Linked DNA regions of Homo sapiens: region 1 is linked to region 2. Evidence: chromatin loops called from intact Hi-C (ENCODE). Cell type or tissue: heart right ventricle. All regions are shown on one strand. Links, peaks and the distances in the headings refer to the core of each region. The heading gives the core; the rest is flanking DNA.

Evidence for each region. Hi-C counts contacts between places; a loop is a spot of excess contacts. Peaks named below come from ENCODE experiments on the same cell type or tissue, not always from the same donor. Only the 100,000 strongest peaks of a DNase experiment are listed, where the experiment ranks them.
Region 1: a loop joins it to region 2, with 1.9 times the contacts of the local background. A loop is called at or near these places in 35 of 110 quality-filtered maps.

The regions. Positions count from the first base shown.
Region 1 is chr17:40,081,559-40,090,499 of GRCh38, reverse strand. It overlaps THRA (thyroid hormone receptor alpha), which reads right to left. Exons shown (of 9, transcript NM_199334.5): 5 at 6,518-6,665; 6 at 5,685-5,890; 7 at 3,647-3,793; 8 at 2,000-2,258; 9 at 1-1,294. The coding sequence ends at 1,044. Among named protein-coding and RNA genes, the nearest start is that of NR1D1, 15 kb to the left of the region's middle. In heart right ventricle, for the core only: a CTCF peak has its summit at 3,855 (motif pointing right); a DNase peak (open chromatin) is centred at 101; H3K27ac peaks cover 2,674 bases.
Region 2 is chr17:40,032,983-40,043,159 of GRCh38, reverse strand. It overlaps MED24 (mediator complex subunit 24), which reads left to right. Exons shown (of 26, transcript NM_014815.4): 4 at 7,006-7,044; 5 at 7,365-7,438; 6 at 7,811-8,043; 7 at 9,704-9,815; 8 at 9,954-10,104. Among named protein-coding and RNA genes, the nearest start is that of SNORD124, 10 kb to the right of the region's middle. RefSeq lists an enhancer at 6,691-7,558. In heart right ventricle, for the core only: CTCF peaks have their summits at 4,097 (motif pointing left) and 7,874 (motif pointing left); a DNase peak (open chromatin) is centred at 4,149; H3K27ac peaks cover 1,672 bases.

The sequences.
Region 1 (8,941 bases), core at 1-8,000, 48 kb before region 2:
TTGGAGCCACAGTTTTTTCCTGGGTGGGTGCCAAGGTGTGGAAGGAGGAGGTGGATGGGGAGAGGCCCCTAGGGCTGGGCACTTAAAGGGGAGCTGTGTGGGCAGCAGGGCAGGCTGGTGAGGGGCCAGCTGGCATCCAGCATGAGAGGTAGATGGAACTCAGCGGGCACGAGTGGCAGAAAGCAGAGGACATACTAGGGTTGGGGGGTGCCAAAGGGGCACAGAGGGCGGGGTATGGCAAGGGGGGTGGCCAGGACCCTGTTGTGTTAACTCACAGCTCTGATCGGCAGCCCTACCCTTGGGGCTCTGGTGTGGGGGCATTTCTCTCTGATGTGGGGGAAGAAGGGGCAGCTCGCAAAGTGCATGGGGTGGTAAAGGGGGGGTCCTCCCCTCTGGTCAGCCTCAGTTAATAACTTAATATCATCTCTCTCTATCGCTCGCTCTCTCTTTTTTGTATTTTTCTCTCTGTCTAGTTTTTCTTCATTTGTCTTCTCCCCTTGCTTGGTTTCCAAAGTGCAGTTAGAATGACTATAAATTTTAACCTCCAGAGGAGGAGCCAAGCCAAGCCGTTCTTTGCACCCAGGCATCTGGGGAAGTAGAGAGGCCCTCAGCCTGGAGGGGAGACCTAGGCCAAGGAACTGGGTGGGGGCTCTCTCTCATGTGTGTGTAGGGGGTGAGTTGAGGGCATCTTCCCCCAGCCCACATTCCTCCTTCCCCTACGGTCAAGGTGGCTTGTCCCTTCTCAATCCTCCCGCCCTTCCCCTACCTTCTGAGAGGATGGGGTCCTGGGAACTGCAGGACACAGCTCCCCCAGCCTCCCACACTGTCCTTTCCATAGCAAGTTCAGTTGTTTGCCCTGTCCCAGGGCTGGAGGTCTGAGGAGGGACCTGGGCAGTGCGGGTGTGTGTGTGGGAGCTGAATCTATCCAAGGACGAGAGGAAGGAGAGAAGGGGTGTGGGGGGGTCTCCCTCAGCCCCCAGCTCTGCCCCTTCTCTCCAGGCTCCTCCCCACCAGCTCCGCACACCCTCTGGCCGCCTGAGGCTTTAGACTTCCTGATCCTCAAAGACCTCGAGGAAGAGTGGGGGGAAGAGTTCGGTGGGGCACTCGACTTTCATGTGGAGGAAGCGGCTGGCGTGGCAGGCCCCGATCATGCGGAGGTCAGTCACCTTCATCAGCAGCTTGGGCCAGAAGTGCGGAATGTTGTGTTTGCGGTGGTTGACGTAGTGCTCGAACGCCAGCAGGTACGCCTCCTGACTCTTCTCGATCTTGTCCACACACAGCAGGCCCGAGCGGTCTGTGAGGGAAGAGGGGCGTGAGGGGCGAGGGGCTGGCCGAAGGCCTGGAGATGGGGAGGGTGAGGTGTGGGGACGTGGGAAGAAAGGACTAGAGGGGAGATAGAGGCAGAGAGGCTGGGGGAGGGGAGGGGAGAAGCTCCCCCTGAGAGACGTGGACAGGAGAAGCACAGGGAGAGGGAGGCAGCTGGGAAGTGGAGAGGGGCAGGGGGGTACTGGGGGGAGGGGGCAATGCAAGGAGGACAGAGGGACAGGCCGGGGGCTGGGGGAGAGAGAGGAGCCTTGGAGTGGGGAGGACTGAGGTTGGTGGTCAGAGAGGCGGGGTGCAGATGGGGTTAGGGAGGGGACTGAGGGGTAAGAGATGGGACTGGGAGACAGAGGAGGGATGAGGGGATGGAAGGTGGCTGAGAACAAAGTGGGGAGTGGGGAACAAAGGGGAATGTGAGTGACAGAGGGACAGGGCAGCGAGAAGGAAGGAGACAAAGACAGGAAAAGGCACAGAGCAGGGATGGGGAGGCAAGGGATGGGCCTGGGGAACGAGTGAGAAGTGTGTGACAGAGCAAGGAACAGGGGATAGGGGATGGCCCAGGTGACAGAGAGGTAGCCCAGAAGAAGATTCAGGAGGGAGTTGAGCAACAGGCCCAGGGTCCAGCCAATCTCTGGGACCCCTGGAAGCTTCTGAGCCCTCCCGACTAATCAGCAGGTACCTGTTGACATTAGCAGCACAGCCTGCAGCAGAGCCACTTCCGTGTCATCCAGGTTAAAGGCAGAGAGTGACTTGCCCAGTTCAAAGATGGCGTCGGAGACTACGCCCAGGCCGCCATTCTTGAGCTGCTCCCGCTTGACAGCCATCTCCCCACTCAGCGTCAGGGTGTCGCTCTCAGGGTCGTAGCGGACAGCCGCCCGCAGGGACATGATCTCCATGCAGCACCCCTTCAGGAGGATGATCTGGTCTTCGCAAGGCAGCTGTGGAGCGGCAGGGCCACAGGAGCACTCAGCATACCCCTCCCCGCGTCCTTGAGTCTCCCCTAGAGTGTCCTACGGGAGCCGTGAGGCCCGCAAGGCCCCCATGGACTCTGAACGGCTGACCTTGTATTGGGCCATGTGCATGCCCTATTCCATTTAAGCCTCACAGTTATGCCTGTGAGGCCCGGCGCAGTGGCTCACGACTATAATGCCAGCACTATGGGAGGCCAAGGCGGGTGGATCACTTGAGGTCAGGAGTTCGAGACCAGCCTGGCCAACATACATGGTGAAACCCATCTCTACTAAAAATACAAAATTAGTTGGGCGTGGTGGCACATGCCTGTAGTCCCAGCTACTCAGGAGGCTAAGGCAGGAGAATTGCTTGAACTCAGGAGGCGGAGGTTGCAGTGAGCCCAGATCGCGTCACTGCACTCCAGCCTGGGTGACAGAACGAAAATCTGTCTCAAAAAAGAAAAAAAAATTATGCCTGTGAGTTAGCACCCATCATTATCCCCAGCCCACTCCAGATGGGAACACTGAGGCACAGGGGATGGAGGTAACTTACCCCAGGTCACATGGCTAGTAGGGCAGCCTGTCTCCAGCACTAGTGCTCTGGAAAATGAGAACTTTCAGGCTGCCTGGAGTTGGGTGGCCGCATAGACTTGAAGGATGAGGGGCTGTGGAGGGGAGCACTTGGAGCCGGCTGATTTCTTAGAGCAGCCAGACCTTGGCGTGTGTCTGTATGCTGTGTGTGTGTGCCTGTGTGTTTGTGTGTGTGTCTGTATGTATCTATGTGTGTGTCTGCTAGGTGTGTGTGTGTGTGTGTGCCTGTGTGCTGGGTGTGTCTGTGTGTGTGTGTCTGTGTGCTAGGTGTGTGTCTATGTATCTGTGTGTCTGTGTGCTAGGTGTATATGTCTGTGTGTGTGTGTGTGTCTGTATCTGTGTGTGTGTGTCTATGTATCTGTGTGGCTGTGTGCTAGGTGTGTGTGTGTGTGTGCCTGTGTGCTGGGTGTGTGTCTGTGTGTGTGTGTGTGTCTGTGTGCTGGGTGTATATGTCTGTGTGTGTTTCTATGTATCTGTGTGTGTGTTTGTGTACTAGGTGTGTGTGTGTCTGTGTGCTGGGTGTATGTGTGTGTGTATGTGTGTCTGTGTACGTATCTGTATGCTAGGTGTGTGTGTGTGTCCGTGTATGTGTCTGCATGTGTGCCTGTGTGCTGGGTGTATGTGTATGCATGTGTGTGTGTGTGTCTGTGTATGTTATCTGTGTATGTTGACCTACAGGAATTGCTCCTTGTCCAGAGAACCTCAGATGAGCCTGTACTGGGTGACCGGGGGAGCAGGTTTCCCTCCAGCACAGCATCACATCTCTCCCCACTTCTGCCACTCACCTCGGAGAACATGGGCAGTTTTTTGGCAAAGTCCACCACACGGGTGATGGCCGGGGTGATGATCTTGGTAAACTCGCTGAAGGCTTCCAGGTCCACCTTGTCTCCGTCCGGCATGGAGACAATGGGTGACTGGCCAATGTCATCGGGCTAGAGAGAAAGACGGGGGTCAGCTGGGGCCGCAGACCCCTTTCAGCCTCTCACTGAGGCTCCCTGCCCACCAGGGGGAGCTCCAAGGCAGCTTGGGGAAGAGGGGCCGCCCGTGCCTGAGTCCCAGGCCCAAAGCTTTTCCTTCATCTTGAGCAGAGAATAGACCAGAACCAGAGCTCCAAGTCAGCTAATAATAACAACGGTAGTAACAGTAGTAGCAGCTATAATGACTGAATACTTAATATATGATCAGGCATCAGGCTACATGTTTTACATGTCTTATTTCATCCTGACCATAATCCTAAAAGGAATAATTATAATAATCACCATTTCACAGATGTGGAAACTGAGGCATGGGGCAGCTAAATAATAAGGTTAAAGTCATATGACCAGCAAGTGGTAGGACCAGGGTTTGAACTTGGGCAGTCTGACTCGTGACTGTTACACATCTGCTTGGAATCAGAGCCCGTGCCCTTAACAGTGTGCACTGTGCCACCCCCCGGCATGCTCCACCATGAACCAGGTGCTGGTTTTCTGCCTTCCTTCACCACGTATAGCCAACTGTCCATCTCCTCCCAAACTGATCATATTTTTTGAGAGAGGGTCTTGCTCTGTTGCCTGGGCTGGAGTGCAGCGGTGTAATCATGGCTTACTGCAGCCTCGACCTCCCAGGCTTAGGGGATCCTCCTGCCTCAGCCTCCCGAGTAGCTGGGACCACAGGCACACACCCCCATGCCCAGCTAATTTTAAAATTATTCGTAGAGAGGCCGGGAGCAGTAGCTCACACCTGTAATCCCAGCACTTTGGGAGGCCAAGGCAGGCAGATCACCTGAGGTTGCGAGTTCAGACAAGCCTGACCAACATGGAGAAACACCGTCTCTACTAAAAATACAAAATTAGCCGGGCGTGGTGGCGCACGCCTGTAATCCCAGCTATTTGGGAAGCTGAGGCAGGAGAATCGCTTGAAGCCGGGAGGTAGAGGTTGCGGTGAGCCAAGACTGTGCCACTGCACTCCAGCCTGGACAACAAGAGCGAAACTCCAACTCAAAAAAAAAAAAAAATTATTCATAGAGGGTGGGCATGGTGGCTCACATCTTGTAATCACAGCACTTTGGGAGGCCGAGGCGGGTGGATCACTTGAGGTCAGGAGTTCGAGACCAGCCTGGTCAACATGGTGAAACCCTGTCTCTACTAAAAACACAAAAATTAGCCAGGCATGGTGGCCAGTGCCTGTAATCCCAACTACTCGGGAGACGGAGGCGGGAGAATCGCTTGAACCCAGGAGGCGGAGGTTGCGGTGAGCCGAGATCGTGCCACTGCACTCTAGCCTGGGTGAGAGTGAGACTCCGTATCAAAAAAAAAAAAAATTATTCATAGAGGTGGGATCTCTGTATGTTACCCAGACTGGTCTCAAACTCCTGGGCTCAAGCGATCCTCCCACCTTGGTCTCACAAATTGCTGGGATTACAGGCATGAGCCACTGCACCTGGTCCCAAACTCATCATTTACTTAGCAACTAGCTTGACCAGGGCCTAACATAATGCCTGGCACCCAGCAGGTGCTCAAAAATACTGTGACATAACTGTATCCTTACCCTCTCCTCCCAGTCACTAAGGGCAGGAAAAAGAAGAAAGGTCGCTCCCGCTCCCTGGAAATTCGATGAGGAAGGCAAGGCCCTGTCCTCATTGAGCTCCCAGTTGGATGGAGTAGACAGTCCAGACAGCAAGGACACAAACACAAGTGTATAAAATCTGGACAGCAAAAGTGTGAAGAGTATGTATTTTGGGTTGGATTACACTAAGAAGACTTCCTGGAGGAGGCAAGACTCCGAGCTCACTCTCTTCTCCCTGCCACCTGGCTACTGCTCTCCCCATGCCCCCTTTCTCCTTACCAGGAATTTCCGCCTCTGTTTCCAATGGCTGCCCTGGGCATTGGTGCTGCGATGGGCCTCTGTGGCAATGTGGATCAGATCCCACTCTTCAGGAGTGGGCTCTGGTCGCTGCTGCAGTGATCGGATCATCTCCTCCTTCCGCCGCCGCTCCCGGTTCTGCTCAATCAGCTTACGCTTGGCCACCCGCTTCGAGTCATCTAGAACCACTGTGAACAGAGAGGCACAAGGTCTAACGCATGGCACCCTCCATCCCCTTTCCATAATGCTCCCGGAAACTACTCTTCCTAGAGTACAGGTTGGAGAAACCGAGGGCCATGGAGGCTAAATGACTTCCCAAATCACCTAGCAGTTGGGCAGCACAACCCGGATCATGATTAATCCCCGGGACCATGTCAACAACAGTTTGGGCTGATCCAGATGAATATCATGTTCTGGTCTAACGGATTATGGTGACGGTGGTTACTCGAATATCCTGCCACCCAATCCCCAGCCAATGGAAGATGCCCTGTCTCATCTAGAAGTGGGGTGCCTTCGCTGGGAGTCAAGAACAGTGTGCTAGAGTGGGTGCCCAGGAGCTCTTTCTACCAAACGACTCCCTCTCTAAGGCCCTCGAGTGTTGTAAGGCAGGTAGGCATTGGGGCCCACACAGGGATCCTGTTTCCTTTTGCGCAGGAAGGAGGACAGCAAGGACCAAGACACTGAACATTCTGACCTAGACTGGATTGCCACTCTGCCCTGTGGGCTCTGAGGGTACCCTGGAAGGAAGCTGCCCTCCCAGAACTCATCCCCACCCCAGGCCACCTGGCTCTATTCCCTCCACCTGGGCCCCTTACAGTCCATGGCCATGCCCACGGCGATGCACTTCTTGAAGCGGCACAGCTGGCACTGATTGCGGGTGATCTTGTCAATGACACAGCAGCTGTCATATTTGCAGGAATAGGTGGGATGGAGGTTCTTCTGGATTGTGCGGCGAAAGAAGCCCTGGGGTGGGGGAGATGGAGCAGGCTGTGATCATGACATGGCTTCCCCTTCCTGAACCAACCATGCAGTTTACTAGGGGTCAGGGGTGGAGAGCAAGGAAGGCAAGATCAGTGAGGGGACCTGGCATCCTCCTGACACCATGAGCCCAAGATTACTAGGCTCAAGGACCTGAGAAATATATGCCCTCAGCCCCCAGGCTGCTGAGGGGTTGGGGGTGTCTGGGTAGTGTTTGTGGCAGAGGCAGGAATGATGTCTAGAGCAGGCAGCTTTGAACCTGGGATAATGTGAGGCCTTAAGGAATAGCAGCTTTGGAAATCCAAGTCGCCGGGCGCGGTGGCGCACGCATGTAATCCCAACACTTTGGGAGGCCGAGGTGGGCAGATCAACTGAGGTCGGGAGTTCGAGACCAGCCTGACCAACATGAAGAAACCCTGTCTCTACTAAAAATAGAAAATTAGCCGGGCATGAGGTTGGGTGCAGTGGCTCATGCCTATAATCCCAGAACTTTGGGAGGCCAAGGCGGATGAATCATGAGGTCAGGAGTTCAAGATCACCCTGGCCAACATGGTGAAACCCTGTCTCTACTAAAAGTATAAAAATTGGGCGTAGGCCGGGCGCGGTGGCTTATGCCTGTAATCCCAGCACTTTGGGAGGCTGAGGCAGGCGGATCACAAGGTCAGGAGATCGAGACCATCCTGGCTAACACGGTGAAACCCTGTCTCTACTAAAAATACAAAAAAAATAGCCGGGCATGGTGGTGGGCGCTGTAGTCCCAGCTACTCGGGAGGCTGAGGCAGGAGAATGGCGTGAACCCAGGAGGTGGAGCTTGCCACGAGCCAAGATCGCGCCACTGCACTCCAGGCTGGGTGACAGAGCAAGACTCCGTATAAAAAAAAAAAAAATTACCCGGGCGTGGTGGTGGGCGCCTGTAATCCCAGCTACTCAGGAGGCTGAGGCAGAGAATTGCTTGAACCCAGGACACAGAGGTTGCAGTGAGCCAAGATCGCGCCACTGCATTCCAGCCTGGGTGACAGAATGAGACTCCATCTCAAAAAAAAAAAAAAAAAAAAAAAAAAGCATGCGATTCTATAGTGTAGCAGTTATCACATCTGCTTTACATGCAGAAGGTCCTAGGTTTGAGCCGCGGTGGAACCACGGCGGGGTCCACCCCTTGGCCGGGCGCGGTGGCTCATGCCTGTAATCCCAGCACTTTGGGAGGCCCAGGCGGGCAGACTGCCTGAAGTCAGGAGTTCAAGACCAGCCTGGCCAACATGGTGAAACCCCATCTCTACTAAAAATATAAAAATTAGCTGGGCCTGCCCCTGTAATCCCAGCTACTCGGGAGGCTGAGGCAGGAGAATCGCTTGAACCCAGGAGGTGGAGCTCGCATTGCACTCCAGCCTGGGTGACAAGAGTGAGACTTCATCTCAAAAAAGAAAAAAAAAAGAAAAAATTAGCCGGGAATGGTGGCACATGCCTGTAATCCCAGCTACTTGGGAGGCTGAGGCAGAAGAATTGCTTGAACCCAGGAAGCAGAGGTTGCGGTGAGCCAAGATTGTGCCATTGCACTCTAGTCTGGGCAACAAGAGCAAAACTCTGTCTCAAAAAAAAAAAAAAAAAAAAAAAAGGAAATCCAAGTAAAACCTCATTTTCCATTTTGCTAAATGACTTTAAAAACAACACTGACCCAAAAACCATTCTCATATATGTTGCCTGTTGTCCATGCAGGTGGAATTCATAAAACAGGGGAACCAAAAAAGTCAAGGAAAGGGACTGAGTATGAACTCTAGTAGGGGAAGAGAAAAATTTCAATTCTCTACATTGGGATTCACCTTTATTTTATTTTTTTAATTTAATTTTTTTTTTCTTTTTGAGATGAAGTTTCACTCTGTCACCCAGGCTGGAGTGCAGTGGTGTGATCTCAGCTTACTGCAACCTCCACCTCCCAGGTACAAGCAATTCTCCTGCCTCAGCCTCCCGAGTAGCTGGGACTACAGGTGCCCACCATTACGCCCGGCTAATTTTTGTATTTTTATAGAGATGGGGTTTCACCATGTTGGCCAGGCTGGTCTCGAACTCCTGACCTCAGGTGATCTGCCCACCTCGGCCTCCCAAAGTGCTGGGATTACAGGCGTGAGCCACCGCACCCAGCCTCGCCTTTATTTTAAAGGAAACACCTCAAAACTCAAGATGATTGCAATAATATGAAGAATTAGTATTTTTTCATGTTTACAATGTGTCAGTCACTTAGTAAACATAAGCCTTGCTGGCCAGGT
Region 2 (10,177 bases), core at 1,077-9,076:
TCTGGCCAACATGGTGAAACCCTGTCTCTACTAAAAATGTAAAAATTAGCTGATGGTGGCGCACATCTGTAATCCCAGCTACTCGGGAGGCTGAGGCAGCAGAATCCTTTGAACCGCGGAGGCGCACTTGCGGTGAGCTGAGATCACATCACTGCACTTTAGCCTGTGTGACAGAGTGAGATCCTATCTCAAAATAAATAAATACATACATACGTAATAAAATGAAAAATATATTCTCTAATTTCTGCCAACACTGGACTTTTATTTTTTGTATTTACTTTGTTTGATCCATTTAGAATTTATTGTGGTATGAGGATGGGATCCACATTTATTATTTGTTCAAATAGATGGATAATGGCTCAACTGTCTTTATTGAATAGGCCATTCTTTGTCATATCTTAAATTTTAAATTCTCTTGTACACAAGGGTCCATTTTTTGACACCCTAGTATATTTCATTGGTATCTTTCTCTGTTTTTTTTGAGACGGAGTATCACTCTGTCTTCCAGGCTGGAGTGCAGTGGTGCGATCTCGGCTCAGTGCAACCTCCTCCTCCTGGGTTCAAGCATCAAGCAATTCTCTGCCTCAGCCTCCCAAGTAGCTGGGATTATAGATGCCCACCACCACGCACAGCTAATTTTTGTATTTTTAGTAGAGATGGGGTTTCACCATCTTGGCCAGGCTGGTCTTGAACTCCCGACCTCATAATCCATCTGTCTCAGCCTCCGAAAGTGCTGGGATTACAGGCGTGAGCCACTGCGCCCGGCCTCTTTCTCTTTTGTTGCACCAGAACTTTATTAGAGCTTTATAGTATGTTTTGATACCTTGGTGGACAAATCTTCACTTAGTTTCTTTATTTTTCAAAATTTTTTTGGCTGTTTTCAGACATTTCATTTCCAGACAAATTTTAGAATCAATTCGTTAAGTTACCATAAAAATCCTATTATATTTTAATCCAGATTTCCTTGACTTTGTAGATTAATTAGGGACATTTGTGGATTAATTTTAAAAAGATCACTCTGGTTATAGTTTGAAGAACGAGTTGGAGGGAGGTAAGACAGAAGATGGGGATATCATTGAGTCTGGCATATTTTGTCTTTAAAGGACCCAGATAGTAAGTATTTTCAGCTTTGCAGACTGAATGGTCTCTCTCATCACTATTCTGTCATTACAGCTCAAAAATAGGTATAGCCCATCTGTAAACAAATGGGTATAGCTGTGTTCTAATAAAATTTGATTAAGAAAAATAGTGATGAGCCAAATTGGACTTGCAGACTGTAGTTTTCCAACCCCTGATTTAGGCTCTTGCTGTAATTCAGGCGAGAAATGATACTAGCACAAAATTGGGAAGTGGCAGCAGAAAAAAATGATGAATTTAAGAACAGTTTAGGAAGTGGCATTGAAACAATTTGATTAATGGGACGAGCAGAGTGAGAGAGGAGAAGGGGTCAAGGATAACGCTTAGGTTTCTGGTTTGGACATTAGATAGCTGATGGATCATGAGACAGTGGAAGAGCAGAGTAGGGTTGGGATGTGGGTGAGGATACATGTTTGATCTTGGCCTTTTAAATTTAAGAAGACTGTGGGGTATCAAAAAGAGGATACTCGGTAGGCAGTTGAACATACGTGTCTGGTACTCAAAAGGAGAGTTCTAGACTGGAGCTTTTGGTTTAGAAGTCACCAGCTACTGATGGTAATCAAAGCTATGGGCATGGATGAGATTGTGCAGAGACAGCAGGGAGAGTGAGCAAAGAAGTGACTAAACCCAACTTCCTGAGGAACCAATCTCATTTAAGGAACACACTTAGGAGGATAATTCCTCATAGGAGTCTGAAGAGAAGGGGCCAGAGAGTAGGGAAGAAAAGTGAGAGTGTTATCAAGAAAAGCCAAGAGAGGATTGAGGGGTGAGGGAATGTTTCAAGGGGTCAGATGCTGCTGGGAAGTCAGGTAAGATCAGAACAGAGAAGGATCCATTAGGTTTAACATGAAGAGTTTGTCAATGACCTTAATGAGAAGATTCATAGAGTGGTCAGGACAGAAGTGATTGGAGTGCGTTGAATAGTCAATGGAAGGTGTGCAGGTAGAGCCAGGGAGTGTAGAAGACTCTTATGTTGTCCGGGCGTGGTGGCTCACACCTGTAATCCCAGCACTTTTTGAGGCCGAGGTAGGAGGATCACTTGAGGCCAGGAGTTTGAGCCCAGCCTAGACAACATAGACCCTATCTCTACTAAAAAAGTAAAATTAAAAAGGCCGGGTTCAGTGGCTCACACCTGTAATCCCAGCACTTTGGGAGGCCAAGGGAGTGGATCATGAGGTCAGGAGTTCAAGACCAGCCTGGCCAACATGGCGAAACTCTGTCTCTACTAATACAAAAATAAGCTGGATGTGGTGGTGCATGCCTGTAATCCCAGCTACTCAGGTGGCTGAGGCAGGAGAATTGCTTGAACCTGGGAGGTGGAGGTTGCAGTGAGCCGAGATCGCGCTACTGCACTCCAGCCTGGGCAACAGAGTGAGAATCTGTCTCAAAAAAAAAAAAGAAAATAAAATTAAAAAAAAAAACTTTTATATGTGTGAAGAGTAGCAGAGATGGGGTGGTGGTTAAATGGAAGTGTGGGGTCTATAGGAAACTCTTTTAAAAATAGAAGAATCTAGGCCAGGCTCATACCTGTAATCCCAGGAATTTGGGAGGCCAGTGTGGGTGGGCAACTCACTTGACCAGGAATTTGAGACCACCCTTGACAACACGGCAAAACCCCATCTCTGCAAAAAATACGAAAGTCAGGCAGCTGGGCACAGTGGCTCACGCTTGTAATCCCAGCACTTTGGGAGGCCGAGGCAGGTGGATCATGAGGTCAGGAGTTCGAGACCAGCCTGGCCAACAGAGTGAAACTCCATCTCTACTAAAAATACCAAAATTAGCCGGGCATGGTGGCGCGTGCCTGTAGTCCCAGCTACTCGGGAGGCTGAGGCAGAAGAATCGCTTGAACCCAGGAGGCAGAGGTTGCAGTGAGCCGAGATTGTGCCACTGCACTCCAGCCTGGGCAACAGAGTGAGACTCTGTCTCAAAAAAAGAAAATTAGCCTGGCATGGTGGCTCACACCTGTAATCCCAGCACTTTGGGAGGCCGAGGTGGGCAGATCACGAGGTCAGGAGATCGTGACCATCCTGGCTAACATGGTGAAACCCCGCTTCTACTAAGAATACAAAAAATTAGCCGGGCGTGGTGGTGGGTGCCTGTAGTCCCAGCTACTCGGGAGGCTGAGGCAGGAGAATGGTGTGAACTCGGGAGGCAGAGCTTGCAGTGAGCTGAGATCTCGCCGCTGCACTCCAGCCTGGGCGAGAGAGCAAGACTCCATCTCAAAAAAAAAAAAAAAAAAAATTAAGCATGGTGGTGTGCACCTGTAGTCCCAGCTACTTAGGAGGCTGAGGTGGGAGGATTGCTTGAATCCGGGAGCACCACTGCACTCCAGCCTGGGTGACAGAGCGAGACCCTGTCTCAAACAACAAACAGACCAATAGAAGAGTCTTGAGATGTATAAACACTGATGGGAAAGGGAAGAAAGAGAAAGAGGCTGAAGTAACAGAAGTAAATAGATATGAAAGACCTTTGTGCCCTCTCAAGTGCTGTGCAAAATTAGTAATTTATTCTTCCTTCAGAGTCAAGAGGCTCTTTGGCCCAATGTTATGCGAGTAGAGGGCACTTAGGAGTAGTTGGGGTGTTGAATATTCAGAAGAGCAGAGAGGATTTGAGAGCAGCTGCAGGGTCAGGTGGGGCTAGCCACAAGCATGGTGGCCACACAGAGGGTCTCCTGCCCTGGGGGCCTGTGGTGGTTTAGAGCTTCTACTGTGATAGAATGATTAAGACTTGAATAGGCCAGATCCTGCTGTGTAAAACAGTTCGTCATGTAGAAAGCATTTTTGGGTCTCTGAAGTAGCCGTGCTTTATTGATACAGTTAGCAGAAATCTGCTGAACAGAATTCAGAATTTGAAGACCATAAATTCATTTTGACGAATGGCATCCCTCGGAACATGCATAATTGGGGGTTTCTCTCCCGGCATTTGAGGGTCAGTGTTCAGTGGGGACATCCAGCTCCCCCTGCAGGTTGGTATCCAGCAAGGTTCACTTCTTTGCCAAGCACTCGCTATGGGGACATCAGTTATAAATAAACAAAACGCTCGCCGGAACGTTATGGTCATCCTGCCCAGGCAGGCTCCCAGCTTTCTGATGGATATCAGACACTAGCCCTGGCCTCACAGTATGGTGGTTCTGAACACTGATGGTATTTAAGCCCTCTGTGTTTTGCTCCTGTTCACCCAGGAGTACTAGTGAAAGATGGCTGAACAGAGCAGTGTATTTTGGTGAGAGGGAAATTGCACATGGATGGAAAGTTTGCCAAACCCAGGTGATTGAGCAGACGGCTTTCTTCCTCTCCTTTTTTTTTTTTTTTTTGAGATGGAGTCTTGCTCTGTCATCAGGCTGGAGTGCAGTGGTGCGATCTTGGCTCTCTGCAACCACTGCCTCCTGGGTTCAAGCGATTCTCCTGCCTCAGCCTCCTGAGTAGCTGGGATTACAGGCATGCGCCACCACGCCCGGCTAGTTTTTGTATTTTTAGCAGAGACGGGGTTTCACCATGTTGGCCAGGATGGTCTTGATCTCTTGACCCCGTGATCCACCCTCCTTGGCCTCCCAAAGTTCTGGGATTACAGGCGTGAGCGACTGCACCCGGCCGACAGCTTTCTTCTTAAATCTTTGGAGGCTTCCACTCCTCCAGCAGAGACAGCTGAACTAGATATCCAGTCTTATGATGGTGATGAATAGGTTTTACTAACAGAAATTTATTTTAAGGTAAGATTTTTCCAGAAGGCAACTAGTTAGTAGAATTCATCTGTTCAAAGCAATAAAAACTTCCTGAGGACCTATTGTGTATCAGTTCTTGGGCTGGATGCTAGAGAAACAGATATAAATTCAATACCATCTCTGTCCTCTGGGAACTTACTGTTCAGGTAGAATTTCCCAAAATGTATTTTGGAAATACTGGGTACATGAAATTCCTTGGTCAAGTAAGTTTAAAGGATATTGCTTTGTTTTATCGTCAGTCTTCTTAGAGATTCTCATTGTATACGAGTATATCATGGTTCCGAGAAGTTCTGTGGTAAAGTTCTCGTTATATGTTTAATCCAGTGTTTCTCAAATTTATGTCACACACAAGCTCAGGGTATGTGTGTGACATTTCTTTTTTTTTTTTTTTGAGACAGAGTCTAGCTCTGTCGCCCACACTGGAGTGCAGTGGCGCAATCTCGGCTCACTGCAAGCTCTGCCTCCCGGGTTCACGCCATTCTCCTGCCTCAGCCTCCCTAGTAGCTGGGACTATAGGCACCCGCCACCATGCCCGGCTAATTTTTTGTATTATTAGTAGAGACGGGGTTTCACCGTGTCAGCCAGGATGGTCTTGATCTCTTGACCTCATGATCCTCCCGCCTTGGCCTCCCAAAGTGCTGGGATTACAGGCGTGAGCCACCACACCTGGCCAAATTTTATTTAACTTTAATTAATTTAAATTTAAATAACCATATGGGGCTAGTGACTTGTGTATTGGGTAGGGCAGCTTTGGAAGCTACTTTGAGACATGCTGAGCTAAAGGTGTTTTTATTTATTCATTCTACAAACATCAAGTTTGTGGTGGTCACTGAGTAAAAGCATCCTTGTCCTCAAGGAGCTTCTAATTTAGTGGGGACTGCAGGCACCCGCCGTGTAATGATGAGCCTTAGGTGATTACTTGGAGCACAGAGGAAGGGTTTCAGCTTTGTGGGGGAGGTTGGGGTTGATCAGGGAAGGTGTCCTGGATGGGTCCTAGGGAGTAAGTTCTGGAGAACAAATAAGAGTTTGTACAGTAAAACTTACTCTTTCCTTCTTTCCTTCTTTCCTTCCTTCCTTCCTTCCTTCCCTCTTTCTCTCTCTCTCCCTCCCTTTCTTTTCTTTTGACAGAGTCTCACTCTGTCACCCAGGTTAGAGTGCGGTGGCAAGATTTCGTCTCACTGCAACATCCGTCTCCCAGGCTCAAGCAGCTCTCCTGCCTCAGCCTCCCAAGTAGCTGAGATTACAGGCATAGGCCACCAGGCCCAGCTAATTTTTGTATTTTTAGTAGAGACAGGGTTTCACCATGTTGGCCAGGCTAGTCTTGAACTCCTGACCTCAGGTAATCCTGCCTCAGCCTCCCAAAGTACTGGGATTACAAACGTGAGCCACCACGCCCAGCCACTCCCTGTTTCAAGGTGCAGGTACTACCTGCTCAGTGCAGGAAATGTTTGTTTGTCTCTAGTTCTTACCCATTAAAACCTCTGTTCTTGCCGGAAGCTGTAGGAATACAGTGACATGGCTTCACTCTTGCCCATGCTTCTGCCCACTAGCCGTCAGTTAACCCATGCTTATTGAGGACAGTGAGTAGCAGGCGCTTTTTTTTTTTTTTTTTTTTGAGACAGAGTCTCGCTCTGCTCCCAGTCTGGACTGCAGTGGCACAATCTCGGCTCACTGCAACCTCCAACTCCCTGATTCAAGCGATTCTCCTACCTCAGCCTCCTGAGTAGCTGGGATTATAGGCACGCACCACCACACCCAGCTAATTTTTAATTTTTAGTAGAGACGGGGTTTCACCATGTTGGGCGGGATGGTCTCAAACTCCTCACCTCGTGATCCGCCCGCCTCGGCCTCCCAAAGTTTTGGGATTACAGGCATGAGCCACCATGCTCGGCCTGAAACATGGAGCCTTTGAGCATCCCCAGAATCATCTTCTTGATGGGCTTATGCTGATACCATTTGCAGTAAGTCTGACAGAGGCAGGAACAGGGCAGTGCACAGTGACACTGCCTCTCCTTGCTTGGGTTGAAGAGGGCCTGTGGAAGGGGTTGAGGTTCAGGAGAGCTGCAGCAACTTGAAGCATCAGTGTTTGTTCCTCTCAACTGTGGGAGACTAGTTGTCTAAAGATTATCTTTCTTCCTTCTCTCCAGATGGTGTCCTACTCTTCTGTCCTCACAGCCATCAGTAAGGTATGACCATAGACACTCAGGAGCTAGATTGGGGATGACAGACAAGGCCCCGCCTCCTTGACGGCCCTGATGCTGTGACCCGTGAGGCTGGATAGGCAGCACATGATGCCTCTGGCTGGCATTGCTGGACTTCCATGGGAGGGGGATCCTGGCAAGTAGGGGCTGGTGCTTGGGAGCCAATGTCCAGTGTTGAGGATGCTGAGTCTGGAACCCAGGGTTGGAGGAGAGAGGAGCAGGAGTCCTGAATGCACCGTCTGCCTCATGTGAGACCTGGGGGTGGATGGAGGCATTCCGTAGCATCTCCACTGTCCTTTCCACAGTTTGATGACTTTTCTCGGGACCTGTGTGTCCAGGCATTGCTGGACATCATGGACATGTTTTGTGACCGTCTGAGGTAAGGGCAGGGGTAAGGGGGCTCACAATACAATGTTCCAGCCTTGTCTTTGTGCAGAGGTGCAGCTCCTAGCACACAGACCGAGACCAACTCCGGGTTCCAACGTTTTTTCTCCCCACCTGCCCATCTACACTTACCTGTGCCCTCCTTTTCTTACTCCCTTAGGACAGAGTGCCTCCTCTCTGTCTGGAGTAGCTCATTTGAAATCTTGTCCAGTAGGAGCCAAAGGGGCTAAGCATCTTCCCCAGGACTTTGCTAGCTTCTCAGCCCTAGTCCCTAGTAGGGGAGTGCCAGGGACTCTGGGGAACATTGATGTGGGTCGGATTTCAGCCATTGGAAGAACAGAGTCTGATTTTGCATCCTTCCCTGTAGCTGTCACGGCAAAGCAGAGGAATGCATCGGACTGTGCCGAGCCCTTCTTAGCGCCCTCCACTGGCTGCTGCGCTGCACGGCAGCCTCTGCAGAGCGGCTGCGGGAGGGGCTGGAGGCCGGCACTCCAGCCGCTGGGGAGAAGCAGCTTGCCATGTGCCTTCAGCGCCTGGAGAAAACCCTCAGCAGCACCAAGAACCGGGCCCTGCTGCACATCGCCAAACTAGAGGAGGCCTGTATGTCCCTTGATTCCCCTGAGCCCCACCTGCCGCTGCTCCCATAGCCGGTCCTTTAATTGAGAAGGGAGAGGCAGGATGCCATCCCACCTCTTTCCAGGAGGATCTGAAACCATCCCACTTCCTTTTTTTTCTCCCCATAAGCATTGCACACATCCCAGGGACTTGGGCAGGGTGGCACCCGAGCCAATCAACCAACAGGTATTTACTGAGCATTGTTGTATACCCAGCACTGTGCTAGGTGCTGGGGGTGGGGGGTGGGGGGCTACCAAAGGAGCATGTGGCAGGGTCCCTGCCCTCATCAAGCATAGCTGCTAGTGGGTAGCAAGACTAGTACATCACAGACGAGGAAAAAACTAGAGGACAAGACAAGCACAGTGTCCATTATTGTGTTTGTCTCCATGTTACTCATCGCTTGGAAGCAGATGACTCTTGTATTTGAATGTTACCTAAAATGCCCCTTTTAACACAGTGCCTGTCTGCTGTTGGGCCTGTTGTACCATATGCCTCTTGACTCAAGTTCAGATGTTAAGTTTGGGTACTTTCCAGAGCCTGAGAACAGACAGATCACCTGGCGGGAGGGAAGATGCCAGTATTTCCAGCAATGGGGTCCTAAGGCCATAGTCTTGCTCCTTGAAGCCCAAGTGGCTTGGGACCACCTACAGGTCTCTTGTTCTCCAGGAACAAGAATGCTAGAATGGGCTACTCTCGAGGCTTCAGGACCTGGTTGGAGAGCTTGTTTTAGGACTAGTATATTTATTTCTTCCCCAAGTATGTTTTACTGCCTGTGAAAAGTCCAAAAAGACAATCTTTATATAAAAATGGACTGTGTTGACAGCCTCTTCCCTACCTTGGGCCCTTGATAAATGTTTATTGGCTGAAAATCGGATGAATACTGAATTTTAATGGATCTCAGGTCTTGTCTTTTTTTCCCCCTTTTATGCTCCATGGAGGTTAATGGGCTAGTTGGTGCCATTATTCATCATTTGACCCTCTGGAATTGTAACTAGGATAAGTAACTTATAGTTCAGTGCTAACCAATATGGCTTAGACCATGAGTGTGGGCATTAAGGAGAGAACAGTGAGTTAGACCAGTCGGGTGAGTTGCTAAAGGAACTGGGGCTTGAACAGAAGCTTAGAGCATGGTGGGAGTTTGAGAGAGAGTGTGTAAGAGGCCTTCAGCAGGGGAGGGCAGCAAACGCAATGCCTAGATGAGGGAGTGGTTGAGAATGAGAAAGCCATTTAGGGACCCAGTTCCCCCAGAGGAGAGTGACAGCCTCTGCAAGACTGGACTTTGGGATCCGCTCACTCCTCGAGTGATTTGTGGCCGCCCTCCCTGTTCCAGCCACTGGATTCTGGCCTCCCTCTGCCTCTCTCTCCTGAGCCTGTGTGATGCCATACCTTCTGAAGTCAGCTGGCTGTGTCCCCTGGAAATCAGGCTTTTGGGAATGGTCTCTGGGGTTTCCAGCTCTAGGTGCCCACCCCCCTTCTGGAAACAGTGCATGCTGCCCTCAGGCCCCTCCCTCCCTGTTGTCCTCAGGGGAAGCCTTCCTGTGTGGTTTCGTGTGCCGGAGGGAGTGCCAAAATCGAGGAGTTCAGGGCCAGGTGCTCCTTCTCTCCTGTTTCCCATCATGTTTCTGTACTTCCTTCCCTCTGCCAGCTTCTTGGACTGCCATCGAGCATTCTCTCTTGAAACTTGGAGAGATCCTGGCCAATCTCAGCAACCCGCAGCTCCGGAGTCAGGCCGAGCAGTGTGGCACCCTCATTAGGAGGTACCGGCTCCCTGGGGGATGGTGGAGAAGGGAGAGGGAGGACACGCCCTGGGGTAGGAAGATGTGGCACCCGTGCCATCCTCTCCGCCTTCACCTTTGGCCCCCCAAACACCGTCCCCTGTGTTTGTGACCCCTCAGCATCCCCACGATGCTGTCTGTGCATGCGGAGCAGATGCACAAGACCGGCTTCCCCACTGTCCACGCCGTGATCCTGCTCGAGGGCACCATGAACCTGACAGGCGAGACGCAGTCCCTGGTGGAGCAGCTGACGATGGTGAAGCGCATGCAGGTGGGAGGGGCCGAGTGGCTCTCCCTTCTCCAAGGCAGGCCAGCCTGTTGGGGGCAGGAGGGAGGATTCTTCT